Regions from separate parts of the Homo sapiens genome. Here regions 1, 2, 4 and 5 are each linked to region 3. The links are chromatin contacts, found by Hi-C or POLR2A ChIA-PET in ENCODE. All regions are on one chromosome and are shown on one strand. The core of a region is the stretch at or near the end of the contact, and the rest is flanking DNA. Distances in the headings are between cores, read along the strand shown.

Region 1 (5,319 bases), core at 2,586-5,085, 910 kb after region 3:
GTGGCTCATTGCTGATATGATGGATCCAGGTTCACCAGTATACAGACTCTTTCTGTCCTTTTGTTCTGTCTTCCTCAACCTGTAACCTCCAATTCACCATCCAAGATGGCTACAGCTGTGAAATTTTTATTCCAGTCAGCAGGAAAGAAAAAAGAGAAGGAGAAGAAGAAGGACATACTTCTTTCCATAAACCACTTCCACTTACAAGTCATTGGTTATAACTTAATCTTATGAATGTAACCGGCTATAGTGGAGGCTGCTCAAGTGGGAAATGTAATTTTTATTCCAGGCAGTCTTGTGCTTAGCTAAATATGGGGTGCTCTTTACTATCAAAGAGAGGAAAAAAAGGTGTTAGCCCACCCAACTAGCAATCTCAGCCACGGATCATCATGAGATTTAAATGAGACAATGCAGGTAGAGGGTTGAGCACAGTGTTGGGCACTCAGGAAGCACTCAAAAAACATTGTCATCGTCATCATCATCATCATCATCAACATCATCATCACCATCATCATGAGAAGGTGAGGAATACTTTGAAACTGTGACAAGGCATTTTCTTATTTTAACCTGGTCTTGCTGCTAACATCACCCTTGGCCACCTCCCTTTTAAGGTGATTTGAGTTTCATCTTTTATGATACCTTTGAACATGCCTTCATGAAACAAAACTATATAAAAAGGAAAGCAAGGGAAAGGTGAACATAGGACTCAGGATGATGGGGTCTTGGGCCATGAAAATGGAGGGGTTGGGGGAGTGTGTGTGGAGGAATCATCTAGTTAGATGTAAATTATTGTCGAAGTTCTAGTTTTTATTTTGGGTAGTGGATTCACAGGTGCTTACTGCATTATTAAAAATAATTATTAACTAACAATAAAAGTGGAGCTGCATGGATCAATGATCCAATGACGAGAGTGTGTCATGAATCAAGGATTATAATTAATCCATTTCTATGTACCTGAGGTCCTTAAATTGTCTTTGTGTGTACTATATTGCATGGCATATGTGTTTGCATGTTAATAGTAGATAAAAATAGTACTTTCTATTTGCATAGACTTTCAAGTTTTAAAGCGCTTTTACACATCCATAAAAACTGTTTATTAAGTAGTTCATTACAGATGGCTAAGAGCCTGGTGTTACACAAATAGGACTTTGGACTGCTTCCTGTAGGAAAGTTTTTATTTTATCCTTGCACAAGCCCTACAAAGTAGGCAAGGCAGATGTTATTGTCACTATTTTGCAGATGAGAAGGAAGGAACTGAGAGAGCAAGGGGCTCTCATGAGGTTACATAGCGAGTCAGTATCAGAATGGAACTTAAGACTCAGGATCTCTTGGCCAGTGCTTCTGCATTTAGCACATCTTACTCCTCAATTATTCATCCACTAGGCGTTTATTCTGTTACATGGCACATTGTGCTCATGTGTTGTGTTCATATATGTGTGTGTTTTCTGGTGCTGTGTGTGCAGTTCATATAATCTCTATCCACTATGTATGTACCCTCAGAGTCCCTGTGTGCCCCCTAGGCCTATTTGGCTCTTGCAGCTCCGGGAGGACTCTCAGGTGGGAATTCAGTTGTCCTGTTATTCCTAGATCATTGGGCCTCACCATCTCCCTGGAGCTCCAGCTAGGTAGGAAAGCAGCTTTGATATCAGGAATAGATCCGTAGGCCATGAGCACAGAGCAGAGGAGCAAGCCAGCAATGTCTAAATAATGGTGATATTTAATATTTCATGATAATGTATAGTTTATGCTTTAGGATGTGTTCTCATAATTACTATTTCATTTTATTCTCTCTCAGCCCCGAAAGTAGATTTTGTTGTTTTTTTCTTTTCTTTTTCAGATGCTGAGAGATGTTACATGTCTTGCTCAAGGTAACCCAGTTGGAGGACAGTCTTGGCTTCAGCTCATTTGTCTCTAGATCCTGTCATCTTACCACTGTGCCTTGCTGCCTCTGAAAAGGCAGAAGGAAGTTATTCTCTTTCTAGCTTTGTGGAGAAAAGCAGGTGATACCTCAACACCAAGCCATAGGGAGCTTCCAGTGACTCTGCAAAGAAAAAAAAGACCAACTCAGACTCCAGAGCAGCCCCACCAGAGCCTGAGCAGTTGGAGCCTTCCACCTTCCCACCCCTGCGTTCCTCTTGTCCTTGGGCATCTCCTGTGTGTGCTTCGGGGAGGTGATAGCAGTGCTATAGAAGTAGTGGAGTGAAGATGTTTTCCTATCCCCGTGGCCTTAGATAGTGTCTTTGTCTTTGAAGAGTCAGGGGCATCTGGGGAGCTGTCTAACCGTATCTATCCTGTAGACTCGGGAGGAAGCTGCTGGCTGCTGTAGACAGAAGAGAATCCCTGTGCTTCGGGCTCCTAGGAAGGTGTCTGCCATCCTCTCTGTGCCACTGTTATCTGTCTTCTTCCCCATCAGATAACACCATCCACCGCTGCAGGGCTGAGCACGGCACCTTGTACATGGAGCTAAGCAGATGCTGCTTGAGAAGAGCATATGTTTGTGTCGGGGGAAACATGTCTCTCCTTGGTCCACAGAGCCCTACCTGCCCCAGGAAAGGACAGTGTTGGGAGGGTAACTCCCACCCCTCACTCCTCCCCCTCATTCCTGCCTCCACAAGCATCTTCTGGGAAAGGTGAATGAGGGAAGAGACATTTGCACTTGTCCCTTACCTACCTAAGTTCTATCCCCAGTGGCCACTTCTGGGGGTGTTGTCTTCTCTCTGGAGTTTTGGGGGACCTATTAGGGGGCATGTGTGGCCATAGGTCAAGCCTCATTCTCTAACTGGCCTTACCAAGACTTAAGCTGAGGTTTTGTGTTCACCTGTCTGGGTTGCTTGCCATTTCTCAAATGTTCTGCCAGTCAGAGGTGGGAGGAGGTCGGCAGGAATGTACTTGGTCATCTCGAACCCCATCAGAATGTGTGTGGAGGCCTCCTGGCAGCTTCTATGCAGGGTCCAGCTAGATCCCTGGGCTTTTCCTGAGATACACGGGGCTAACCCACTTCTTACGGATTAATTTTTCCACATCGGAAATCAGAAGCCATTCCCCAGGGCCTCCCCTTCAGTTTCATTATCTCCTTTGACTCTGCCCACAACCTTTGAAAAGGTCTCGCTGTTCTTCCCACGGAGAGAGAGGTGCAAGGCTTGCTCAGCCTCACACAGCCAATCCGTGGCAAAGGATGGCGGGAATTCAGGTGGCCCCAATCTCAACCCATCCTCTTCCCACCCTGTATCCTTTTTAGTTTATTTACAGGAAAACATGTTCAAAGGTATAATTACTAAAGTGCTCCTGGTTACACAATAATACGTCTTTACTGAAAAACAATAAATTAATGAGAAAAGAGATGCAAAAAACCTCAGAGGAAAATGTTGAAGTTAGGGAAATATTTAATACGCCCGCCTTTGGCTCACACCTTTTCCTGGGATGAATGACCCCTGTGATTCCAGCTCCCCCCCACCCCCACGAGGTCTCATCTAGCTGGATACCTACAAGCCATCCCTGTCCTTGGAAATACACCCCTCTCCCAATTCGCTGCCGCTAAGAAGCCCAGACAATTGGAGAGGAGTGGATTTTCCATCTGAATTATGCAGCTCCTTTGACACGCCTCCCCTCTCCCTTTGCATAGCCTTGGTTAAGAACTAGCATTTCTTCGTCCCCTCTCCCTGTCCCCTCTCACTGTCCGCGAGGCAGCAGCCCCCAGCCTACTCCGCGATCCTCCCAGCTCCCGGCACCGCGCGTCCTCCCCTTTAAGGCCCGCCCCTCCCCCCACGCCACGCCTCCCCAGGCCCCGCCCCCCGCCCCTCCCCTTTAAGGACCGGCCCCGGACGCAGACGAGGCTGTGACGCGGCCGCCGGCCCGGGGCTGGGTACATTGTCGCGCGGCCGCTTCCCCCCGGCCGGGCCCCCGCCGCCCCGCGGTCCCCAGAGCGCCAGGCCCCCGGGGGGAGGGAGGGAGGGCGCCGGGCCGGTGGGAGCCAGCGGCGCGCGGTGGGACCCACGGAGCCCCGCGACCCGCCGAGCCTGGAGCCGGGCCGGGTCGGGGAAGCCGGCTCCAGCCCGGAGCGAACTTCGCAGCCCGTCGGGGGGCGGCGGGGAGGGGGCCCGGAGCCGGAGGAGGGGGCGGCCGCGGGCACCCCCGCCTGTGCCCCGGCGTCCCCGGGCACCATGCTGTCCAACTCCCAGGGCCAGAGCCCGCCGGTGCCGTTCCCCGCCCCGGCCCCGCCGCCGCAGCCCCCCACCCCTGCCCTGCCGCACCCCCCGGCGCAGCCGCCGCCGCCGCCCCCGCAGCAGTTCCCGCAGTTCCACGTCAAGTCCGGCCTGCAGATCAAGAAGAACGCCATCATCGATGACTACAAGGTCACCAGCCAGGTCCTGGGGCTGGGCATCAACGGCAAAGTTTTGCAGATCTTCAACAAGAGGACCCAGGAGAAATTCGCCCTCAAAGTAGGTCTGGGGCCCGGGGAGGGGAGGCGGGGCCGGTCCCGGGCCCTGGAGCTCCACGGCGTCGGGTGCCCGTCCCGGCCTGGGTCGCGGCGCGGGGCGGAGGGGTGGCCGCGGCGGGGCGGGGCGGGGCGGCCGGGCCGGCGGTGCCGAGTGCGGCGCGGGCGGCGGGTCCCAGCGCCCTCGCCTCCCTGACCGCTTCCGGCCGCTCCCGGGCGGGAGCCCTGGGACCCGCTCCTGGGGACTCAGGGGACCCTGCCATTTTGGGGTTTGAGCGGGATCCAGCCGAGTCAGAACGGTTGGCTTCGGGACTTCTGCTAATTTCACTCCATCTCAAGGAAGTGATTTTGGGGTTGGTGGTTCCCCGTCCTCTCCTCCCTCCTTTTTCTCTCTCTGCGGGCACAAAAGGCCCATTACTCATTGAGCCGGTTGGTCGGTTGGTTTGGAGAAGTCGGATCGCAGAGGTTTATTTAGCCTCGCTCCTTATTTGGGAGCCGGAATGTGTGATTTCACTTCCCCGAGCCTCGCGAGGGCAGCCGGGCCGCCTTGGGGCGCGCCGGGCAGGAGGTGTGCGGCGGGAGGGTCCTGGGTGTCCCCCGGCTGCGGGGGCGGGATTATTTGGATCCCGGAGCTGGCCCCCTCAGCTGGCCCCCTCCCACGCCCGCGCGGGGCGGCTCCGGGGAGAGGCCGGCGGTGTCCGCGGCCCGGCTGATCATTGTGAACAGAGTCTGTAACCCGCGGCCGGGCCCGTGCTGATTCCGCCTCCTAGAGAGGGCCACTTGCTGTCCTGGACTCGCGCCGTGATGGGCAGTCTGAGGAAACATTATCCTTGAGCCGGGGGAGCCCATCCCTTTTCTTTCTTTAAGGGGTGTGGTGGTGGGGA
Region 2 (6,075 bases), core at 1,257-3,756, 800 kb after region 3:
TGTGTTCATCCTGCAGGTACTTAACCCCTACTATGTGTCAAGCTGGCACTGGGATCTGGGACACCATAGAGGACAAGACAGGCGTGGGTGCTTCTCTCACAGAACTCAGTCTAAATGGAAATCCAAGGCTCACTGCACTGTAATTCCTAGAAGAAATTAAGACCTTTTTTGTCCACTGTAGGCAATAGGGGATCATTGAAGGTTCTTGAGCAAGTATTTCCTATTTGCCTCATGCTCAGAGGCACCAGGCACAGAGAACAAATTGAAGTATGATGTAAGTCATTAAAGAGCTTTAGTCTAGTTGGGAAGAAGACCTGAGATGGATGAGTCTACTTGGAGGTTAATGTAAGCAGCCAGGCGCGGTGGGTCACACCTGTAATCCTGGCACTTCGTGAGGCTGAAGTGAGAGTATTGCTTGAGGCCAGGAGTTTGAGACCAGCCTGGGCAACATAGCAAGGCACCTCATTTCTACAAAAAAATAAAAAAAATTAGCCAGGAGTGTGGCACATGCTTGTAGTCCCAGCTACATGGGAGGCTGAGGCAGGAGGATTGCTTGAGCCTAGGAGGTCGAGGCTGCAGTGAGTTGTGATTGCACCAGTGCACTCTCGACTGGGTGACAGAGGGAGACATCTCAAAAAAAAAAAGTGTGTGTGTGTGTGTGTGTGTGTGTGTGTAAGTAGATGCTTACTTAAGTGCCAGATAGTATAGTGTTGCCTTTAGATGTAGGTTAGCTTTAACCTTCCTGTGGCTCACTTTCCTTGACTGTAAAATGAGCATCATAATAGTATTTTTTGTGACACATTTGCTGTGATGATGAAATGAGCTAATACATGCTAAGTGAGTAGAATAGTGCACGGTACATATTAGCTGTAGTGAATCATCGTCATCATTCAGGGCTGGAGTGATCAGGAAGAGCTTGACAAATAAAGTGACTTCTGATGGGCAAACAGGTGTGAGATGATTCAAATCGTGGGCCAGAAGGAGGAAAGACTGACAAATTTAAAAAGAGTGAGAGTGAATTTTTTAGCAAAAATTAGGTTTGTGATTTTGGTCAAGAAAAAGTAGGCACGGATGTATATAATAGCTGCAGTACTGCCGGTGGGACACACGTCCTCCTCAGCCCACCCTCATCCTGGGGACCCCCTCTCATTGCCACAGCATTCCTGGGTGCCCTGGGCCCACCTGGGAATACCAGAAGCCACGTGACTCACTCAGAGCCTCTCCTTAGGGCATTAGGTCACTCTCCAGTCACCAAAATTAAGATTACATATGTCATTGATTAGAGTGCAGAAGTAGGGTTTTGTTGCTGTTGCTTTAGTGATAAAATAAAGAAAAACAGCTTAGGGCAAATCTGCCCTGAGTTAGGCCCCAGACGAAAGGGGTATGGTCCTCCTTATTTTGTTAAGAATATTTAAATGGAAGCATTAGAGAATCACTCAGGGTCGGGGTGTCGCTGTGAACCCCTAGCACCCAGCCTCTTTACATGGCTGTTCCCCAATCACCTCCAGAGCTAAAAGAAGACATTGCCCTTTTCCACCGCATAGGACATGTGAGCACAAACCTGTTTTTCACCAGTGCCCTGGACATGCCAAGTGCATTGGGAACAGCTCAGCCATCTGCCACCAATGCCAGGGGCTTAATCGGAATAGATGAATTCCATGCCAGATGCACTGAGATGTGTGAGCCCCCAGGAGAGACACCTCACATGCCAATGTCTATATTTGTTAAATCATAACAGAGTTCCCTATTCTGTCTCTATCTTGGGCCACCCCAAGAGGCAAAACTGTCTGCTTGGTTTCTCGCTTTGTACCCGTGGACAGATCCTTAAGAATCTGGCAGGTGAATAGGAATCAGAGTCTTTGTCTTATCCTCTGAAGATTGCTATAGTATCGATCTCGCTCTCATGGCAGATAGTGCCTGTTAGGTAAACCTTTGGGGTGTTTGTGTGTTTCTTGGCACCAAGTGTTAATTCAGCAGCTGGATGAAGACCCTTGAGGTCTGGAATTGTTGTGAGGGGTCTGTCTATTTCAGTTCTTTTCGAATGTTGCTGCGAATTAAAATCAACTAGGAGATTTTTAAAATTCCCATGCCCAGACTGCACCCCAGACCAATTAAATCAGAATCTCCAGGGATGAAGCCCAGGCAGCTAAGTTTCTAAAGATCCCCCAGATGATTGCACTGTGCAGACAAGTTTAAGAACCACTGGTCTGGATTATACGCCATCTCTTGGGTGGAAAAAGGATCCGTGAGCCCTCGTGGCTGTGGCTGGCTGGCCTAATTCAGGAGGTGATTCATTTGGTCCATGGGTCACATCTTGTCTGCCAGATATTTTTGTGGGCAGCAGCCATCCCAGACCTGGGTGCTGGCATTCCATGGCTGTGACATTCGTAGTGTTGGCTACACACGGGGCTCCTGGCACTCCCAGACAGGGCTTCCCATCACCAGCCAGAGGGCCAGGCCTCAGAATGGTGAGGTCAGGGCTGCTGTCTTTTGAGTCAGCCCTGGAAGGCAGAGGTGCCTGTGGCCACTTGCGTCACTTCCCCGCGTTTGTGGTGGGAAGGGGAGAGATAGATGGGTCTATCTGCTGAAGAAAGGGGAACAGGAAGAAGAAACCCTAGGCTAAGGCAGCTTTGCTTCTCACTGTATTCAAAATCAAGCCTTTGAAAGCCACAGCACAGCTGCCTTTTCTTACGGGGAAATGGCTCTAGCTTGATTGGAAACTATGAGAGGAGATCTTTCCGAAGCTTCTAGAATTTTCTTTCCATTACTTATTTTTTATAGACAAGTATGAGAAAGCTATTACCTCCTGAGGAGCAATAGCCTACATGCGTCAGAGACAGAGTGAGTGTATAATAGTAACCAGACAACGGGGTCTTTCTAATTAGAAGCTCCCAGCGGGAAGGTATAGGGGTAGGGCCAGGGTCAGGCACATCTGGTCCCATAGACATGTGCTCAGCTGGCAAGGACTGAGGATGGGGAGCTCTGGGAGCTACCCAAGGGAAGGGATGAGGAAAATGAGAGGCTTCACTGTGAGAGTCCCCGGGTTAATGGACTGACAGTGAATGAAGAGAGTCTGTGAGGCTCACACTACTTGCTACTCACCTCCGGCAAGTGGGAGATGGCCAGAGCTGCTTGCCCTTGGGTGGTCTGCAACAGAATCAAGGTTCAGTTCCAGAGACCTGGGAAGGCACACAGGAGAAGGCTGGGCCCTGCATCCTGGTGGCTGCATCTCACTTGAGTTAGAAGTCCTTCCTTCCCACCTTCACAGGTGACATGGTGCCTCTGGGGCCTGACCCGCTGCTTAGACTCATCTTAGATGAACATTTCACAGATCAGGTAACTTACAGGCTTTGGTTTAACAGCTGCTCATCCCAGCCCCGCAGCACAGAGTTTCAGTGATCATTATGGGTGTGGCAGGCCGGCCCCTTCAGCAAAAGATGCCGTCCCATGGTGGCTACATGGTGAATTGAGAAGAGCATGGGCCTTAGATGGATTTGATTCCAGTTCCTACTTAGCTTCTTACTAGCAGGGGACCACAGGCATGTTTCTTAAACTCAGCCTCAGTTTTGTTATCTGTGAAATAAGAATGACATACATAGTATGTAAGAGAAGGTATGTGAAAGTACCCAGCACAGGCTGTTATTAATAGGTCAGGACCCCTTGGGGAGAGTACAGCGGGAGCAGACAGGCCAGGGAACGATGCCATGATGGAAAGAGGATGTCAGAAGCTGGGTGCGGTGGCTCACACCTGTAATGCCAGCACTTTGGGAGGCCAAGGCGGATGGATCATTTGAGGTCAGGAGTTCGACATCAGCCTGGCCAATATGGTGAAATCCCGTCTCTACTAAAAAATACAAAAATTAGCTGGGTGTGGTGGTGCGCACCTGTAATCCCAGCTACTTGGGAGGCTGAGGCAGGAGAATTGCTTGAACCTGGGAGGCAGAGATTGCAGTCAGCCAAGATCGTGCCACTGCATTCCAGCCTGGGTGACAGAGGGAGACGAAAGAAAAGAAAGAAAGAAAGAGAGAGAGACAGAGAGAGAGGGGGGAGAGAGAGAGAGAGAAAGAAAAGGAAGGAAGGAAGGAAAGAAAGAAAGGAGGATGTCAGCTGTGCTGAGGGGTTGGAGGTGGGAGGCTGGAGCCACGCCAGCTCCTCTTGGCAGCCAGAGCCTGACATTGCATCGGTTCTGTGGGATTGGAAAGTGGAAGGAAGTGATGGCAGGTTGTTCAGGGTGGCGTGTCTCCCACATGGCTTGCTGAAGGGAGGAAGGTAGGGCAAAGCTCTGTCACGGAGGGGGGGCCCTGTTGTGTTCCGCGGGGTGGTGATGTGACGTCGCGGCAGCTGTGAAATTCCCCAGCCAAACCCAGACACCCACAGGACAGTGTCAGATGGTGTCAGAGTCATCCCTCACTGGGCCTCAGTTTCCTCATTTACCAAAGGAGAATCCTGATCCACCCCAAGTCTGCTACACTTGAACGTCAGGCAAATTCTGGGTGGGTTCTGACCAACCAGTTCCCACACTCCCAGCCACTCAGGGACAGTGTGAAGATAAAACCGGGAGGTGGGTAACAGTGAACTTGAGAGAGAGCCAGAGAACTGACTGAGGGACAGTGGCTTCGACCCCAGAATTCACCCCTGTATTGTCTCTACAAGGTGAGGGCCATTGACCTCAATCTCCTCAATTTCATTGTTCACTTATCCTTCCCAGGGGGTGGGAGGAGGAGGGCATCTGGGAACATATGAGAAGAATGAACACATGGTCTCACAGGAGGAACACAATGGGACAGACCTGGAATTTCTGTTTCATTCTGTACATACTGACTGTAGGGTGTGAGGCAGGTTGCTAAACTTCTCTTAGTCTCAATAGTCTCACCTGTAAGATGGGGTAATAAACTATCTTACAGACTTCTGGTTTGTGAGAATCATATGAGATAATGTATGCCAAGTACTTGGCACAGAAGAAGTGCTAAGTAAATTCTAGGTGTCCCTGTGCCCAGTAGCGGTTTATCTCCTCTTTTATGGTAGAGGGGGCTACAGCCCTTCATCCCTGCCAGTTCACTCGTTCATTTGACAAATAGATATTTACTTCTTGCTATGTGAAAAGCACTGTGGCAAGTGATGTGGGGCCTGGACTGGTCTCTATGTGTCCTTGGTCCTTGGGATCTAAGAGAATTCTTGTCTTCCCGATCAGTAGTATATACTGGCACCATGGGTAGACGCCTGTCCCTCCAGCTGTGTTGTTACTTCCTTGAGGAGACAGACCATGGCTTGTATTTCTTTGCATCTCCCATAGCATCAAAGAAGCATCTTTTCCATAGCAGCTTTCCATAAGCAAATGCGGCTCTGCTCATTCACCAGATTCATAGTCAGTGCCTGAGTGCCAGACGCTTTCACACTAATCTCAAGACAAGCCTGTGCAGTAGGTATTGTTCCCATTTCACAGATGAGGAGACTGAGGCTTAGAGAAATCTGAGTTACTTCTCCAGGAGGGCTGGCTAGACACTGGCACAGCTGCAATTTGACCTCTCATTGTCTCACTCCGAGTCCGTGCAGTTAGTTCCACTCTGCAGGGCTGGATGCTCACTTCTTGGTTAGAGAGGCTTTGGGGAGGGCGTGGTTGTTCCCTTTCTCACCCTGAGAACTACTACACATCCACCTCCACTTCTGTGTCTCTTCCAGAATGTCTGTAAACCTGTGGAGGAGACACAGCGCCCGCCCACACTGCAGGAGATCAAGCAGAAGATCGACAGCTACAACACGCGAGAGAAGAACTGCCTGGGCATGAAACTGGTAAGCGCCCGTCCACCCTCAACCTGGCCCCTGCTCCACCACCCGCTTCGGGTTTGGCGCCTCTGCCCTCACTCTGAATTCTGTGGCTACTCCCTGGCAGGTCCCCTCCCTTTCCTCCGGCCTCCAGAGGCCTCCGGGGTCTGGAAGGCTGATAGCCAGAGCCCTCAGTGGCCTCCATGTGCTTTAGGGAAATAGATCTGACTCTCATTTTTTGCTTGTGATTTTGGGAAGCTCTTTTAACTCCTCCTCTGAGCTTCAGTGTAAACTAAGTGATTAAACGGTACG
Region 3 (5,386 bases), core at 160-2,659:
GGAAAGAAATGAATGAACTCGGTGTCCCCTTCCTCCCTACCTTCTCCAGTTTGAGGAAAAAAGTGGTGGGAAGATAGGTCAGAGAAGTGGTATATTTCACATTCTTGGAAGAATTCCTTGGTTACCTTTATTTAAGCAATCAACGGACAAAAACACAGCTCATCAGCCCTCATGGGCATCTGACTGCGTAGCCAAGGGGCTCGTTCGGGGATTTTGTGTCTTCCATCCCACCCACAGCCCCACAACAAAGCTACAGTCCTTCAGACCAGTTCCGCTTCCTGCGTTCTCCCACTGAAGCCAGGTTAAACACCTTGCGGTTCCTCCCTCAACAGAGGGGCAGGACTACAGCCCCAGCCGGCACCTAACCAGGAGGCCCCACAGAGGATCTCAGCTGCTTCTGCTGATTGGAGAGATTTGCCGGACAGCTGAAAGGCTGGAGACTTAAGTTCACAGTACGCCTGCAATAAACAGCAATTGCTCATCCTCATCCTCCCTTCCCTATTTCTCATCTTCACGCCTTTGCTCTTACCTTTCTCCTGGCAGTGGGCTCAGTTTGGGAAAATCTAACGGGAAACTCAAGAGAGGCGTGTAAACCAAACACCCGGCAATTACACCATCTAGGTTCCCAGACAGTACTTCCTGACCCGAAGAAGGACCCAACAACCGACAGCAAATCCCCACCCCACTTGGGTCCCCAGCTCGAGTCCGCGGTCGGGGCCTCCTCCTCCCCCTCCCCCTCCCCACCCCCGAGACGTCTCACCTCCCACCGTGGACTTGTAGTGTTTGCTGAAGCTGTCCTGGGAATATCGCTGCACCAGCGACGTCTTGCCCACTGCGGCGTCCCCCACCACCAGCACTTTGAACAGGTGGTCGCGGCTGCCCATGGCTAGCGGGGTGTGCGTTTTAGGGAGGCGGGAAGTGTGGTCGGGGATCGGGGGTCGCTCGTTTTAACCCCTTTGGATCCGGACCCTCTTCAAACTGAAGTGAGGCATTCCCACCCACCGCCTGTCTGGGCTGCTCTGACGAGAAAGCAAAAAAGGAAACTTTGCACTCAACCTATACGCGCTTCCTCCCCGGGCGGCCGCAACCTGGGTGGGGCGCAGGGCGCGAGCTCCGAGCCCCCGGCTGTTCGCACCTTCCCCACCCCCTCCTGGCCTGACTGCCGAGAAACTGGACCAGGCGCCGCGGAACCTCACCCACCGGGACTTCCCCCGAGCGGCTCCAAGTCAGTGACTGAATCCCAGTCAGCTCCTTACACCACTGGGGCCAGATGATGGGGACCCTCCCCTTGCAGCACAAACCAAATTGTGAGGAAGGAGCAGCCGGCACCTCGATTCCCTAGACGCCCTCCCGCGCGCCTCTCTCTCCCCTTCCTCCGCAAGCGTCACGTGCAGGGTTGCCTGTGGCACTACATTTCCCAGCTTTCCTCGCGGTAAAGAGAACCAGCCGAGTGCGGAGGCTCACCGCGAAGCCTCCTGGGAAATGTAGTATATTCGTTATTTTGTTTTAAGCAAACCTACACCAAGTTTCAAGGCTTCAAACTCCCTCGACAGTTTGGAATCTTATTTTGAAACAATTCTAGGTCAGTAAAGATCCCTTAAGGGGAGATTTGTGCAACGTGATCTCACTGGCCTGAATCCATCCCCAGATAGTTTTCTCCTGTCTTTAAAGGTTTAACTGAGTTAAGATTGAAACTTATTTCATTAGTAAAAGCCCAAGCCTCATCCATCATGCTCCAAGTGAAGTCCATTTCCTATTCCTTCAAGTAGATAGACAAGCCCAGGACTTTGTGAAATGACTCATATTTTCTGTGTGAACTTGCCCAATACCAGGCAAGTTCAGGAAAACTTGACCCAAGAGACCAGTCTTTGGAAAAAAACCTATGCCAAAAATTACAGCATTTAATATCCAGCAATAACAATAAAGATGGACAGAAAACAAGAGACAGTTCTCCATTCATACTTCTACAATGCCTATTCTAGCCATACTACTCATGTATCACTTGAGCTAGAAGCTAATTGAAATACACTGGGACTCCTTCTTGATTTGTTGTGGCTGTTGTTAATAGATAATCATAAAACTAGTGTTTGGCAAATAATTTTAATTTCTCAGCCTGTAACTTTACTGACCTACCTGTCACTTGGGTAGAAGTTGGCAGGACATGAGCTCAATGGCAAGCAAAGAGAGCTCCATTTTCTATACTTTTCTAGGAATAGAGGAAGAGAACCAGCGGGGCCATGGGAAAACAGCCCAGGACCAGACACTAGGAAATCTAGGTCTCTTGATAGAGAGGCTATCACTTATGTTTTGTGGCGAAAGAACATCAGCATGGTTCACAATATATTTTGCCCAGAATGTTCGTTACCCAGGTACAGGAGGTTAGTTCAAGCTACTCATCTTTAAGGATCCAGTTTTCTCTGTTCTTATTCGTTTTGACATAGTTGACCACTCCTTGACATTTGTTTCCCTTATGCCTTCTATGACGCTGTTCTTTCTTTGTCATCCCCGTACTTCTCTGATGATTATCTTTTTCTTTCAGGTTTCTCTCCATCCCATTTCCCGCTAAGTATTTCCTAAGGCCTGATTCTTGGTCTCTGAGTCAATCATTCGATAAACTCTTTAGTGAATTGTCCTTGGTGTCAAAGATCTATCTTCACTTTATTTGTTCTTTATCTCTGATCAGTGATATTCTGTCAAGACCAGCTCTGTTGGGGAGACCCTAACCCAGTGGCGCTAGAGGAATTAAAGACACACACACAGAAATATAGAGGTGTGAAGTGGGAAATCAGGGGTCTGATTTCCTTTAGAGCTTTTAGAGCTGAGAGCCCCGAACAGAGATTTACCCACGTATTTATTAACAGCAAACCAGTCATTAGCATTGTTTCTATAGATATTAAATTAACTAAAAGTATCCCTTATGGGAAACGAAGGGATGGGCCGAATTAAAGGAATAGGTTGGGCTAGTTAACTGCAGCAGGAGCATGTCCTTAAGGCACAGATCACTCATGCTATTGTTTGTGGCTTAAGAATGCCTTTAAGCGGTTTTCCACCCTGGGCGGGCCAGGTGTTCCTTGCCCTCGTTCCTGTAAACTTACAACCTTCCAGCGTGGACGTTAGGGCCATTATGAACATGTTACAGTGCTGCAGAGATTTTGTTTATGGCCAGTTTTGGGGCCAGTTTATGGCCAGATTTTGGGGGGCCTGCTCTCAACATGTCCCTCTTCTCTGATTTGCAAATTGATAAATGCAAAGGCAGCTTTGTCACGGTGAGCTACTTCTCGCAGGAGTCAGGATACACATCTGCAGACTATACAAAGACAAACAACACAGATTAAAAGCACAATCATCATTGAAATCACAGAGCTTCCAAGTGTTTTTATCCATTTTCGGCTCCTTTAAGCACTCCAGTTCCTGGCATTAAGGTCAAGTGTGCCTCGGATGCTTTAAATATTTCTTCTTTTAATTTTAAATCCTTATGTTAAGCTCCTAGAGCGGGCCATATCATTTGAGGTTGAGGTGTCACTATACTGCCATGGTTCCAGATAATAGGAACTCTTGCTGTACTTCTTATTATATCTACCATCTGACCATTTTGTTCAGACCAGCTGAACATAGTGTGGCCGTGGCACGCAGACTGAGAGGTGCAATTCAAGCTAAACATCCCCTTAGGGGACCAATTAATAATGATTCCATAGGAATCATTGTGCAGCATCTCTGCCTGTTCTGCAATGCAATCTTCCTAAACAAGTACGTTCATTTTTTCTAACTGGGTCCAATCCTGTTTACAAATAAGTTTTTGAGGGCGGTATGCCTCAATTATAGGAGCAGATTTATTATGGTAAATACTGAGATCAGAAAGCATGTGTAACTGCGTCATAAAGTGATTGCATCCAGGCATTATTGCCAGCCAAGATTGATAAATATACCCAATAAGTATAATTGTTCTCTGTGTCAGCCCTTAATGAAGGAATACTCACGGCACTGGTGATAACCGCTATCATAGCTACCATTAACACTTTATTTGTTCTTTATCTCTGATCAGTGATATTCAGCTGCCCAAAAGGTGCCCCCACTTGGATGTCCTGCCACATCCTTCCTCTTACTACATTGCCATAAAAATAGCTCCTTTTCTCAGCTTCCCTATTTCTGTCACTGGTCTCATCATTTCTTGCCTCCATGTAGACTTCAGATTCTGAGCATTATTATTTCCTTTACACATGTCCCTTTATACCTATTTATTTGTTTGTTTGTTTATTGAGATGGAGTCTCACTCTGTTGTCCAGGCTGGAGTGCATTGGCATGATCTTGGCTCAGTGCATCCTCTGCTTCCTGGGCTCAAGTAACTCTTGTGCCTCAGCCTCCTGCGTAGCTGGGACTACAGGCGCATACCACCAAGCCTGGCTAATTTTTGTATTTTTTTTGTAGAGACAGGGTTTTACCATGTTGGCCAGGCTGGTCTTGAACTCCTGACCTCAAGTGATCTACCCGCCTCAGCCTCCCAAAGTGCTGGGATTACAGGCGTGAGCCGCCGCACCTGGTCTATACCCTTTTAAAAAAAATTCAGTTACCATGTCTGATTGATTGTTTCTTCAGTAAATGGTTTCTCCCACTCATCCTCTCTGCTTCATATTCAGTAATACTTTCCTTTTTTTTTTTTCTCCAACTTTTATTTTAGGTTCAAGGGGTACATGTGCAGGTTTGTTACACGAGTAAACTGCATGTTGCGCGAGTTTGGCTTACAGATAATTTTGTCACCCAGGTAATCAGCAAGTAACACTTTCCTAGTTCAGGCTTTCACCATCTCACACCTGGATTCCTGCAGTAACCTGTTTATTGGTCTCCCTGAATTTATTTTCTTTTTAACTCACCGTCTACAACTGGACAGGATGGTTTTCCTAAAACACCATTGTTTGTTCTTCCTTGTCTACCAACTGTCTTTCAAAAAAAAAGGCCAACCTCCCTGAAGCTGGTGTCCAAAGCTTTCTATGCACCTGCCCCGGCCTACCTAACCAATTTTATCTCACCCGACTTCAAATGGGAGTTTCCTTCTTCCAACAAGGTGAGGTTCCTTATGCTCTTTTAAAGCCCAATGTCATTTTTGATTTTCTGTTTTTGTCCAGGATGCATCACCTTTCAGAATACTCTTCAGGTTTCTTTCTACACATCTAAATCTTACTTAAATATTATTAAGAAAATCAAAAGGAAGAGAAACTATATTATTCACTAAGTGGGAGTGGATTGTCTTAAAGGTCACCGAAGGTTCTAAAATTTTAGTGTGCATAAGCATCACCTACCTGGGGTACTTGTTAAATACCCACATTTTGATTCTGTAGGGCTAGGGGGTGACCCAGGTTAATCTGCATTTTTGACAAGTACTCATGTGATT
Region 4 (5,314 bases), core at 1,382-3,881, 560 kb before region 3:
GCAGTCAACTGGAAAAGCCAATGAAGTGAAATGCAAAGGTATATTTGTATGTCTTAAGTTGTTTTTTAAAGAATAAAAACAACAGCCAACCAAAGTGCCTTGAAAACCTCCATCTCTCTGAGGTTAATCAATTCTCTTTGTTTTAGAAGCAAGTCTAAAATAAATAGTTGTTTTAAAATAAAAACAGCAATAAAGGGCTTTTTAAGATAAGCTGTGAGAGAAACTTCCGAGCAGGAGACACCTCTGGAAAGCACTGTTATGGGTGCGGGTGAAAGTACACATTCTGGGGATCGTCTCAGAAAACATTAGCCCTTCCCATCAGCTGTTTTCTGGTAGCCTCACAGATACTGGTTCTCTCTACAAGTCCATTCCAGGACAGTATATTTCTGGACGTAAGATGTCAAAGACTAGTTTCAGAAAAACTAGTCATCCCCAGAAATGGTGATAAAAATAAGATACTAAGATCATGACAGGGTCCTAAATGATACCGTTCCATTTAGTTGGTTTGGATAGGAATTTAAAAAGCCTTATTTTACCTTGTAACATAAAAGGAGGGGGATGACTAGTTTTTCTGAAACTACTAGTTTTTCTGATACTGTCATGATCTTAGTATCTTATTTTTATCACCATTTCTGGATTCCCAGTCGGATGTAGGATATTAAGCGCAAAACTTTGGGAATATAAGACCTAACACGCAAAGTCAGAACAATTCATCCAGTTCTAAGCCTTGTGTTCAAATTTGCTATGAGCATCTAAATTCATGGTTCTGAAAGTATTTTAACGGACCACCTGCATCACCTTCCCCAGTGTCTTTTATTATTACTATTATTATTATTATTATTATTATTGAGACAGAGTCTTGCTCCGTCGCACAGGGTGGAGTGCAGTGGCACAATCTCTGCTCACTGCAACCTCCGCCGCCTGGTTTCAAGCGATTCTCCTGCCTCAGCCTCCCCAGTGGCTGAGATTACAGGCCTCAACCACCACACCTGGCTAGTTTCTTATATTTTTGGTAGAGACGGGGTTTCACCATGTTGGCCAGGCTGGTCCCGAATTCCTGACCTCAAGTGATCCGCCCCGCCTCTGCCTCCCAAAGTGCTGGGATTACAGACGTGAGCCACCGCGCCCGGCCTCTTCAGGGTCTTTTCATGTTAAATTAGATTCTTAGGACCCACTTCACACACCTATTCAATAGGAATTTATGAGCTAGAGCACGAGACATGGCATTTTTAATACGCCCCTGGGGTGAGTTTAATACACACTTTAGTTTGAGAATCACTAAATTAAACCCACAGACTTCTTTGCTGTTTTGTCCCCAAGATATCTATCTACGTGGAATGTCAGTCCCTTCTCCCTTCCAATCTAAAGTTATTTCCTAATTAGACGCAGTAGTTAACAAATCCTCCAGTTCCCCACCAACAGCAGTTTAAAAGGAAGCAAGACGTTAGGAAAGATTAAAGACTGCACGATTTTAAGTGTTTGGGGGCCTCTGGCACATCCTAGAAAGAATCATGCAAGAAAGAACAAGAGTAGCTAGTTCTCCATTGGCTCAGGACCAAAATGATCCCTTCCCTCTCTTCTTCACCTTAAGCATGAGCAACATCTCTGGCAATTCCGTGGCACCCATCAGATATGATTTCCTCTGGCGACCCCCAACCCTATTTAGAGAATGTCCCCTCTTCACAGAGCTGCCTCATGATTGGTGTGAACACATTTCACATACATCATCAAACCCACACACCCGACTACAGTCCCATGGCCTCCTCGGACTCCCGGGACTCGCTGCCGCCTCTGCTCCATCTCTAAACTGGGGCTCTGACCCACAACGGCGCACGCGCCCGCCCCCAACTCAGAGCAACTTTCCCCACTCCTCGGATTAACTGCTACCCTCTCCGAACGCCGGCCCGCCCCAGGTCCGTCAGCGCACACCCCGGTCCCCGGGGTCCCGCTCCGGGAACTCCGGCCCTCGGTTGCCCCTGGCTCCCGGTCCCCCAGCGGGCCCCTTCCTCCCCTCCTCAGAAGGATGCCCTCCCAAGGTATCCCAGATCCGGCCGGCCCATGCCCGGGGACCCGGCCACACGACACGACTGCCCCTTTCCGCCTGCCCGAGAAGACTCGGGCTTGTTTTGCAGGGCAGGGGTGCGGTCCGTCCTCCGATTTGCCTCTCCTGCCCTCTCTCCCTCCGGGCTGCCCTCCTTACCCGCCTGCAGCCCGGTTTCGGCGACATCGCCTGCAGGGCCGCGCTCGGCCCCGCCGCCGCCCGTGAGGGAGGAGAGACAAGTGTGGTTGTGGGAGCACTTGATGTCGCGGAAGAACTTCTGGGTCTCGCGCAGGTTCTGTCGCAGCCGTCCCAGGTAGCGGCGGTAGCGGCCGAAGCCCCGGCACAGCTCGCGGATCATTCCGCCGCCGCCGGGGCCGGGACCCGAGACGGGCTCGCTGCCCCATGGCACCCCGTCGCCCTCCATCGCCTCTGCCCGCTCTGTCTTTGCGGCTCGGTCCCCGGCCGCAGGCCCGGCCTCCCTCCTCCCCGCCCCCCAGTGCCGAAGGGAGGAGGAATCCGCCTCCTGACGCCCCCGCCTGCAGTCAGCCTGGCTCCCAACCTCCGTCACTGCCGTTGCAAACAAACCAAACCGCAGTGCGCCGCTATCGGAACCTTTCTCTCCACTATCCAGAAGCGTGAGGGAAGGATCGCTGGAGGACACCCTCGCCGCGGGGTCTCCTGGGACTTGCAGTCCGGGCTGGGACCAAACGCCAAAACCTCAAGGCTGGAGAAGGGGAGGCTGTGGATGGGACTGATCCCTTTTGGAGAAAACCCTCACTCGTTCTTGTGTTTTCGCGCTCTCTTCATTTTAAAAAGTGTTCCTAATCCCTCTATGAGCGTCCCTGAGGAGAGGGAGGAGCTGCAGGACCTGAGTGCCAGCAGAAGTGGGGGGGCCTTACCGAAATCGTAGCGAAAGATGTTAATAGTAGAGAAAAGGAAGGAAACAAGACTGAAGACAGTCATCTCCATGGCTACCCTAAGTGGCTCTCTAGTGTTTCGGATACAGTAGATACTGGGGAATCGGCTAAAAGTACCCTGGAAATCGGCTGAAAGTACCCTGGAAATAGGGAAATCTCTTATATTTGCATTGCGTTCCCCTTTTCCAACTTTCCTTCTCCAGACTTGGAAAGGAAGGGTGTGAAAGGATCAACAAGAGCTGTAAGCTGAACTTCAGTGGGTTCCTGAAGTAGGGAGACCGGACTGGGTAAGGGGAAGTTGAGGTTTGTAGCCTTCCAAACTATTTCTGATTATCTTAACTTGGTTTCTGCTAATATGGAGGACTTTCATTGACACACACAGTCACAGACTCCTGGACACAATTACAAAGGGGGCAAAACTTGACGTCACCTCTTTTGTGCTTCCTGAATTATCTCTCCCCTCTTCACCAGGCACAGAGCCCATCTGTATCTTTCTTGCTATAGAAAGACACCGTCTTTTACCTAGGCCAGACTTCTTCTCTGATAGGCTACATGATGTAGTTCCTTGACTGAAATTAAGAGGAGATTTGAGTTTGGATCTGGACTCTTCCTATACCTTGCATTGTGATCTCGGGCAAGACCCCGTTTCATCTTCTATAAAGTAAGGGTTTAGAATGGCAGATCTTTAAGCCCTTTTGGTTTTAAATTTTTGTGAGTCCTGCTTCAGAAATTTTACTTCTCCTGACCTCTCATCGCAGAACACCCAGGTGTTCTTAGCCAAATGATGTCGTGATATTTGGATTAATTGTTGTAAGATGTGAAGGCCTTACCTTTCCAGGGGCATTAGCATTTTATAAAAAGGGGTCACTAATTCAAATGAATCTGTATTTGATAAATGTCTGTGAGGGCTGACTGCAAGGAGGGAGCCTCATGCTCCTTCCCATTTACCCACTCCCCCTTCTGCCTTTTACTTGGTCACGTATTTTCCATCAGCCATTCTTCTTTTGCAAGATTATATTCCCCATGCAATCCCCAAAGGTTCAGTAAAATAGAAATGAAAATTAAAAATGGGAATTTTAATACAAAGTAGATACTATTTTTAAAATAGAAGAGCTGTAAGAAAGCAATGTGTAATGATTTGCCACACACACGAATTTCTAGCACAGGAGATCAGATAAGAGCACTCAAGCTGGAGTTATCCAGAAAAGGAATCTATCTTGAAGAAGGGGCAAAATTTAGATAGGTGGAAGTAATCAGAGAGGGCATTATTTCAGGTAAATATCACAAAGCCCACCCTTTTAAAAACTATTCCTTAGTACTTTGCATTTATTTTCAAAATAAGTAATACACGAATGTGGTATAAAATTCAAATGGTGCAAAGGATATATAAGGAAAAACTAAGTCTTTCTTAGTTTTTCTGTTCACCTCCCAGTCACCTAGTTCCCCTCCCAGGAGGCAACCACTGTTGTAGATATAAATCATGTATAAATAGATCCTATATATGTATTTATATATGTGTATGCATGTATTTTAAATACAAATGATAGCATACGTAATACATATTTGATTATGGCCTTGCAGACTTCTGTACCAAAACATAAAGGTCTGTTTCATTCTTTTTAACTGTGTAACATACTACCACATGGATTGGCATGTTTTATTTAACAAGTCTTCTATTGGCGGACCTTTAGGTTTTTTGCAGTCTTTTGATATTAAAAACAATACTGCAAGAACTAATCTATGTACATCATTTTGAATATGTGTAAGTATATCTCATACCTATTTTTGATCTGTTGAGAAAGGCAATAATTTTTTGCTATTTAAAATCTTAAAAAATGCAAGTGACAATGAGCCCTTTGTAAATCATAATAACTTACCAATTAAAATACATATTTTCTTCAAATATCTAATTCAAAGGACAAATGGAGAAAATAAAGTTTTGAACGGTAAGAAGAGAGGGTTTAAGTTGGTATAGAAAAGTATTTCCTGGCTGGGCACAGTGGCTCACACCTGTAAACCCAGCACTTTGGGAGGCCAAGGTGGGTGGATCATGAGGTCAAGAGTTCGAGACCATCCTGGCCAACATAATGAAATCCCGTCTCTACTAAAAATACAAAAATTAGCTGGACGTAGTGACGCATGCCTGTTGTCCCAGCTACTCAGGAGGCTGAGGCAGGAGAATCGCTCAGGCTTGGGAGGCGGAGGTTGCAGTGAGCTGAGATTGCACCACTCTACTCCAGCCTGGCGACAGAGTGAGACTCTGTCTCAAAAAAACAAAAACCAAACAAAAGAAAAGTATTTCCTGGCCACGTGCAGTGGCTCATGCCTGTAATCCCAGCACTTTGGGAGGCTGAGG
Region 5 (5,564 bases), core at 2,196-4,695, 690 kb after region 3:
AGGGTAAGATGGGCAGTGCAGAGGTGCATTTGTTGGTGGGGTGGGCAGGATGCAGTAGAACGGGAAGAATGTGCAGGAGAGGAGAGGGTGAGCTGCAGGGTACAAGCGGGAGGGTTGGCCATGGCCACTAGAAGAGGCTCAAGAAGAGGCACTTCCTGCTGTCGCGTGGGAGGGAAGGCAGGTGAGTACAGACACAGGGCAGGCAGTGGATGTGGGGGAGGAAATGAGGGGGTTCCCTTCTGATTGCTTCTTTTATCTAAGCGAAGTTTAAGGCAAGGTCCTTAGCTGACAGTGTAGGAGGGAACAGTGCAGAGGAGGTTTGAAGAGTGAAGACAATGAGAGAAACACTTGCTTTTCCTCGAAGAGAGACGACGCTGGCACCGGCGCCGATTTCCTTCAGTGGCCTGGATGCTGCCTCACAGCTTGTCCCACTGCTTGGGGCCATAGCAGCAAGATTGGCTGCAGTGTTTGTCCCTCCTTCTGCACCCAAAGCTCCTAGCCAGAGCTGACCCCTGAAGGTGACAAAGAGCTGGGCTCTGAGACCTCGTCCCTCAGCCCTTTGCCCTTGTGACTGAGCACAGCAAAAACGTATGGCCTGGCAATGCCCCCCAGCCTCTTCCATATGCACCCCAACCAGCACCCGAGTCCTTTCCCCTCCCCTTTAAGGCACTGGGCCGGCGAGTCAGTTGTGAAAAACTGGCTCAGGCCCCTTAGAGGTGGAAAAAGAAATTAATATCTTTTCAGAGCAGACCAGGTGCCAGGAGCTTCATCTCATTTTACTTTCAAACCAGCCCTATGAGAAACGTCGAGTGACGTGCTAGGGTCATCCACAGTAGGTGGTAAAATCTGAACTCAAACCTCCATGGCAATGGAGCTAGCCCCTGCCCTTCTTACTATACTTTCAGCCTCTTTGTAGAAGTCACATGAGATTTTCTTTCTGACAGCTGCTGTCAAGGGCCGCCCTCTTCCACCTCTGGTCCTTGCACTACCCTTGGATTGCCACTTCTATTTCTAGGACTCCTCAGAGCCACTTGGGAACACGTGGTGGGGACTCTTACAGACTTCCTCTTCCCTTCTGGAGCCCGCCAGCCCCCTGCACCTTCTCGGATGCAACCGGCTGTGCTGCCCGGCTGGGGCACAGGCAAGACATTGCTTCACTGTGTCCACACAGAGGATGTGACCTCACAGAGGATGCGCAAGGAAACTTGATCTGTCACGGCACATGGCTCCAGGCCACCTCTACCTCTCTCCCTTTTCACAGCCTCAGTCCGGCTCTTCTCATGCTTCTGTGCCTCTGCACATGTGCCCACAGCCTGGAATTCCATTCCCCCAGCCCCCTCTCCTCTGCCCAACTCCCCTTTTCCTAAAGTCTGGCCAAGCAACCCTTCTGGAAAGCCCTTCTTGATCACCTTCCTCCCCGCTGCGCGTCTGCCACTCATAGCATCTGCCATGCCATCCTGGACCTCCAGGCTCCTGATGGGATGCCCACCTTTACATCCTGAGCACACAGTGCCTGCCTCATAGCAGGTGCTAGACACATGGTAGTTTCCTTTGAATGTGCTAAATATGCTGGGAAAGAGATTGACGGAGAGAGGAAAGTAAGAGTGCTGGTGAGGACCCAGCAGGTTCATCAGGGAAAAAAGTGGGTAAACATTACGGATTGTCTAAGTTATGTAGCAAACCTCGGTGCCCTAAAGCAACAAAGGCTGATTTCTCACCAAAGCCAATGTCCCTTGTGGACCAGCAGGGGAACTCTGCTCAGGACAGTCACTCAAGGACCCAGACTAACAGAATCACACTGCCAGAAAGCAGAGTTCTGGGAGGGTCTTGCATCAGGAAATAAATGCTTTGGTGGGGAACTCACATGCTCCCCCTATCACAAAGTAACTAGGATGTGCAGTTCTCCCATGTGCCAGGCAGGCAGAAACCTGGGAAGACTAGGCTGGGTGCAGTGGCTCACGCCTGTAATCCCGGCACTTTGGGAGACTGAGGCAGGTGGATCAGGAGGTTGGGAGATCTAGACCAACCTGCTCAATCCACCTCACCAACCACACAGTGAAACCCCATCTCTACTAAAAATACAAAAAATTAGCCACTGGCTCACGCCTGTAATCCCGGCACTTTGGGAGGCTGAGGCAGGTGGATCAGGAGGTTGGGAGATCAAGTCCAACCTGTTCAATCCACCTCACCAACCACACAGTGAAACCCCATCTCTACTAAAAATACAAAAAGTTAGCCGGGCATGGTGGTGCATGCCTGTAGTCCCAGATACTTGGGAGGCTGAGGCAGAAGAATCACTTGAACCCAGGAGGTGGAGGTTGCAGTGAGCTAACATCATGCCACTGCACTCCAGCCTGGGTGACAGAGTGAGACTCCATCTCAAAAAAAAAAAGCAAGCTGGGAAGACTGGGTGGAACATGAGGATCTCAGGCACTCAGGCACATTCCTCCTGGTCCTGATGTGAGAAGTTGCAGCAACTCCTCCAGCTGGAGGTGTTATGGGGAGTTCTCTTTATCTGAGCACTAGGCAGTTCTCAGCTCTGCTCCTGTTCTAGTGTCACTGTGGGAGGGGTGGGGCTGGCGGAGGAAACCACCAGGTGTGGCCATGGGAAAGTCCCTCCAACATTCTATAGAAACATGGAATTTCCTGGTTTTAACCATTTCATATCCAACTGCCATCTCTGAGCTGACCAGAGCAGGACAGACCCCTCCAGCCTCCTAGGACATTTGATGTGGGGCATCGAGTCCTGGCTGGGAAGTTGGCACCTGGGTGCCAGCCCCAGCAGTCTCTGAAGAGCATGGGTAAATTACTGAAGTGTGTGGGCCTCCATGCCTTCAATGCCTTTCTGTAAAATGCTTTCCAAGCTCCCAAACAATTCCAAATATATCCATGTCATCCAATCAACCCACAGAGTAGCTGTTACTCTGCGGGTGAGTGAGCTGGCTGGGAGGGGCTGCATGCTGTGTGCTCAGGTCACACTGGAAGGCATCAGCTGGGTCCCCGCGCTTGCTCTCGGACCTCTGCAGGCCTCCTGGGAAGGTGACTCAGATCCAACTTCTAGGACTGGATCGGCATAGCTCCCACACTTCCTTGGGGTTCCTGGGTGTGGGAGCATGGACTTCCCAGGCAGCTTTCCACTTAGTTAACTTGCCCAACCTGCTCTGTTGACTCTGGGAAGAGCCCTGAACTTCCCTGCTCCAGTGAACTGTGGGAGATGCCAAAACAGCACCCAGCTGCCCATCAAGATTACCAGAAGGGCCCCAGTTCCTGGCTTCTCTGTGGCTCACACTCTGGTCCTATTGCCTACCCTTGGGAACTCAGAGCATCCTCTTTCTCTTTTCTGCTGAGCTGGTGGCTGCACCGAGTTGCCTCTGTCTCTTTAAGAGAGAAAGAGAGAGCGAGAGACGGAAATCAGGAAGTGCGAGAGAGCTGAGAGCCAGGACTCAGTGCTGAGCTTGGTGTCCCACCGCCACAAGGAGGCAGGGAAGAAACCCACTAGTCCCAGCTCCTGGGGTGGCACAGACATTGCAACTGGCCCTGCCTGTGGGTCCTAGGGGCCCTTGGCTACCAGGAGGCTAAGAACACTGCTCATGAATGACAGTGAGCCCTGAAAGCTCTGGGGGTGTCACCCAGTCCCACAAGCCTGCATCCCCTGCAGTGGAGATGGGGTGAGTGTGCAGCGTGCGGAGGGGGGTGGGGGTGGAATGAGGGGCCAGACAAGGGGCAGCTGCAGGGCAGCTCAGCCGGGTGCAGGGGTGTGGGCTTGTTGGCAGCGGTGCTCTCACATAGAGCGTTGTGTGTGGCATGGAGGTGAGCCACCACGGGCCAACCACAAGCCCTCCCTGGGCTCTGCTTACCAACACCCAAAGCCAGCGATCAGCACCCAGCGCCTGCCCTCACCTTTCCCGGGGTCTTTCTCCCTGGCCGGAGTCTCAGGAGTAGGAGACGCTGGGAAAGGCTCCCTGAACAGTTTGGGAATAGAGCTGGAAACCCCCAGCCCAGCCCTGTGGGGGAAGGTGACAAACAGGAAAGGGTTAAAGGGCTAGGGCCGGCGGCCTTTGATGGAGGCTGAGAAGCAACTGCACTGAGGGGCGCCTCTCATCCGCCCTCCTCTTTCCGGTGTAGCTCAGCTCCTGGACGTGCCACAGACAGAAAGCATAACATACACTCGCCAGGAAGAGCCTTTGCCTGACTCAGGGCAGCTCAGAGTGTGGGGTAAGTGCACTTGGCCACAGCAGAGCCCTGAGGAGGGAGGGGAGGGGAGAGGTGGGTGGGTGGTGTCTCACATGCTTCACTGTCCACTGCTCATTCATCCAACCACTGGCTGAGGGCCACTGAGCCCTTCTTTGCACCAGGTGCTTGGGGTGGTGGGGGGAGGATCTGCAGAGCGTGCAGAGTTAAGCCAGATGTGCCACAACCAGAGCTCCCGGGCACAGAATCCAGGGGCACACCGCTTGTCTGGGGGTCTGCGCTTTGCACCTCACTGCCTATTATCCCAGAGTCCTGAGCTGTTCCTTGCCCCAGTATCAGAGCCCTTGGCCTTGATTTCAGCCTGCTGTGCTCCAACCCCAGCCCCAGCCCCCAGACCTGCTGGCTGCCTCCAGCCTCAGCGGGGAAAACCAGACCCACTCATTCATGCTGAGCTACTGTGTTGTCTTCAGGAAGCCTCTCAGTACCTCAGTTGCTTCTGTGTAATGTCCGCTCCTACCTGATCTGAAACTAGGAGTTGACCACCGATCTCTTCAAGGGGCCTCTGGCTCAATGAAATGACATTATCAAGGATTTGCATTTTTAAAAAAGATTACACAGAGAAAAAGTTCAGAGCGAAGGAACATAGGATTCCAGGCATGGCAACCCTCAGTTTGAGAACCTGTAAGATGTTAGAACACGAAGATGCCTTTTCTAGTCTAGCGTTATTTAAAAGTATTTAAGTGGCCAGGCATGGTGGCTCACACCTGTAATCCCAGCAATTTTTTGGGGAAGCCCATGTGGCCGGATTGCCTGAGCTCAGGAGTTCAAGACCAGCCTGGGCAACATGGCAAAAACCCATCTCTACTAAAAATACAAAAGACAGCCAGGTGTGGTGGTGCACACCTATGGTCCTAAGCTCCTCAGGAGGCTGAGTTGGGAGGATTGCTTGAGCCCAGGGGGTGGAGGTTGCAGTGAGTCATGATTGTACCACTGCACCCCAGCCTGGATGACAGAGTGAGACCTTACGTCAAAATAAAAAAAAGAAAAAGGAAAAAGAAAGTATTTAAAGGATGGTGGCCCTTCTAATGCTTCTGTCCCCAGGTATCCCAAAAAGGCCAGCACTGGCCTTATTTTTCAAAGAGAAATTGAGTTTAACTTCTGAGGATACACTTTCTGGTACTAATTGCTTTAGGAGAACTAGGCTTTGGGGAAAAGATGAGGACAAAGATGGGAAACAGAGTTGTAGGGGGTTTCAGATTCTCCCAATGGCTGAATGATGAATTTTGCCTCCCCTATACCCTGCTCTCACACACACACCCACACCCTTCTCCCCAACGCCCTACACACATACACACACACACACTCTCACACAC

What was found. A loop is a pair of places that touch in the nucleus more often than their neighbours do. ChIA-PET counts read pairs that join two places held with the same protein, here RNA polymerase II (POLR2A). Pooled maps may share reads with other maps.
Region 1: a pooled map shows a loop between it and region 3 (4-fold over the local background). The contact joins the promoter of MAPKAPK2 here to the promoter of RAB29 in region 3. A Hi-C loop is called at or near these places in 6 of 50 pooled maps. POLR2A ChIA-PET finds 5 or more read pairs at or near these places in 2 of 52 experiments (activated CD4-positive, alpha-beta memory T cell and endothelial cell of umbilical vein).
Region 2: a loop to region 3 is called in a pooled map, with 8 times the contacts of the local background. The contact joins the enhancer-like site here to the promoter of RAB29 in region 3. A Hi-C loop is called at or near these places in 6 of 50 pooled maps. POLR2A ChIA-PET finds 5 or more read pairs at or near these places in 2 of 52 experiments (WTC11 and activated CD4-positive, alpha-beta T cell).
Region 4: a loop to region 3 is called in a map of CD8-positive, alpha-beta T cell, with 6 times the contacts of the local background. The contact joins the promoter of DSTYK here to the promoter of RAB29 in region 3. A Hi-C loop is called at or near these places in 1 of 168 maps with a recorded cell type or tissue (CD8-positive, alpha-beta T cell), 1 of 37 single-sample maps with no recorded cell type and 8 of 50 pooled maps. POLR2A ChIA-PET finds 5 or more read pairs at or near these places in 2 of 52 experiments (H1 and OCI-LY7).
Region 5: a pooled map shows a loop between it and region 3 (5-fold over the local background). The contact joins the promoter of IKBKE here to the promoter of RAB29 in region 3. A Hi-C loop is called at or near these places in 3 of 37 single-sample maps with no recorded cell type and 6 of 50 pooled maps. POLR2A ChIA-PET finds 5 or more read pairs at or near these places in 2 of 52 experiments (GM10248 and activated T-cell).

Annotation. Positions count from the first base shown.
Region 1 is chr1:206,681,070-206,686,388 of GRCh38, forward strand. It overlaps MAPKAPK2 (MAPK activated protein kinase 2), which reads left to right and starts at 3,836. Exons shown (of 10, transcript NM_032960.4): 1 at 3,836-4,439. The coding sequence starts at 4,161. It overlaps LOC124904495 (a long non-coding RNA gene), which reads right to left and starts at 3,737. Exons shown (of 3, transcript XR_007066833.1): 1 at 2,672-3,737; 2 at 2,282-2,474; 3 at 1,071-2,041. It overlaps LOC124904496 (a long non-coding RNA gene), which reads left to right. Exons shown (of 3, transcript XR_007066834.1): 2 at 106-521; 3 at 1,838-1,919. RefSeq lists silencers at 3,812-3,991, 4,452-4,501, 4,512-4,601, 5,012-5,101.
Region 2 is chr1:206,577,590-206,583,664 of GRCh38, forward strand. RASSF5 (Ras association domain family member 5) reads left to right here. Exons shown (of 6, transcript NM_182663.4): 3 at 5,680-5,790. It also overlaps a transcript of EIF2D not described here. Among named protein-coding and RNA genes, the nearest start is that of EIF2D, 32 kb to the right of the region's middle. Within about 2 kb of position 2,507, at least 24 of the 41 ENCODE cell types and tissues checked have a DNase peak (open chromatin) inside an H3K27ac peak, as active enhancers do.
Region 3 is chr1:205,774,073-205,779,458 of GRCh38, forward strand. RAB29 (RAB29, member RAS oncogene family) reads right to left here and starts at 1,410. Exons shown (of 6, transcript NM_003929.3): 1 at 1,201-1,410; 2 at 761-1,014. The coding sequence starts at 884. RefSeq lists an enhancer at 275-324.
Region 4 is chr1:205,209,071-205,214,384 of GRCh38, forward strand. DSTYK (dual serine/threonine and tyrosine protein kinase) reads right to left here and starts at 2,632. Exons shown (of 13, transcript NM_015375.3): 1 at 2,201-2,632. The coding sequence starts at 2,465. RefSeq lists silencers at 1,962-2,011, 2,432-2,561, an enhancer at 5,018-5,162 and a cis regulatory region at 5,090.
Region 5 is chr1:206,467,031-206,472,594 of GRCh38, forward strand. IKBKE (inhibitor of nuclear factor kappa B kinase subunit epsilon) reads left to right here and starts at 3,446. Exons shown (of 22, transcript NM_014002.4): 1 at 3,446-3,668; 2 at 4,126-4,215. RefSeq lists enhancers at 1-817, 818-1,681, 2,356-2,993, 2,513-2,822.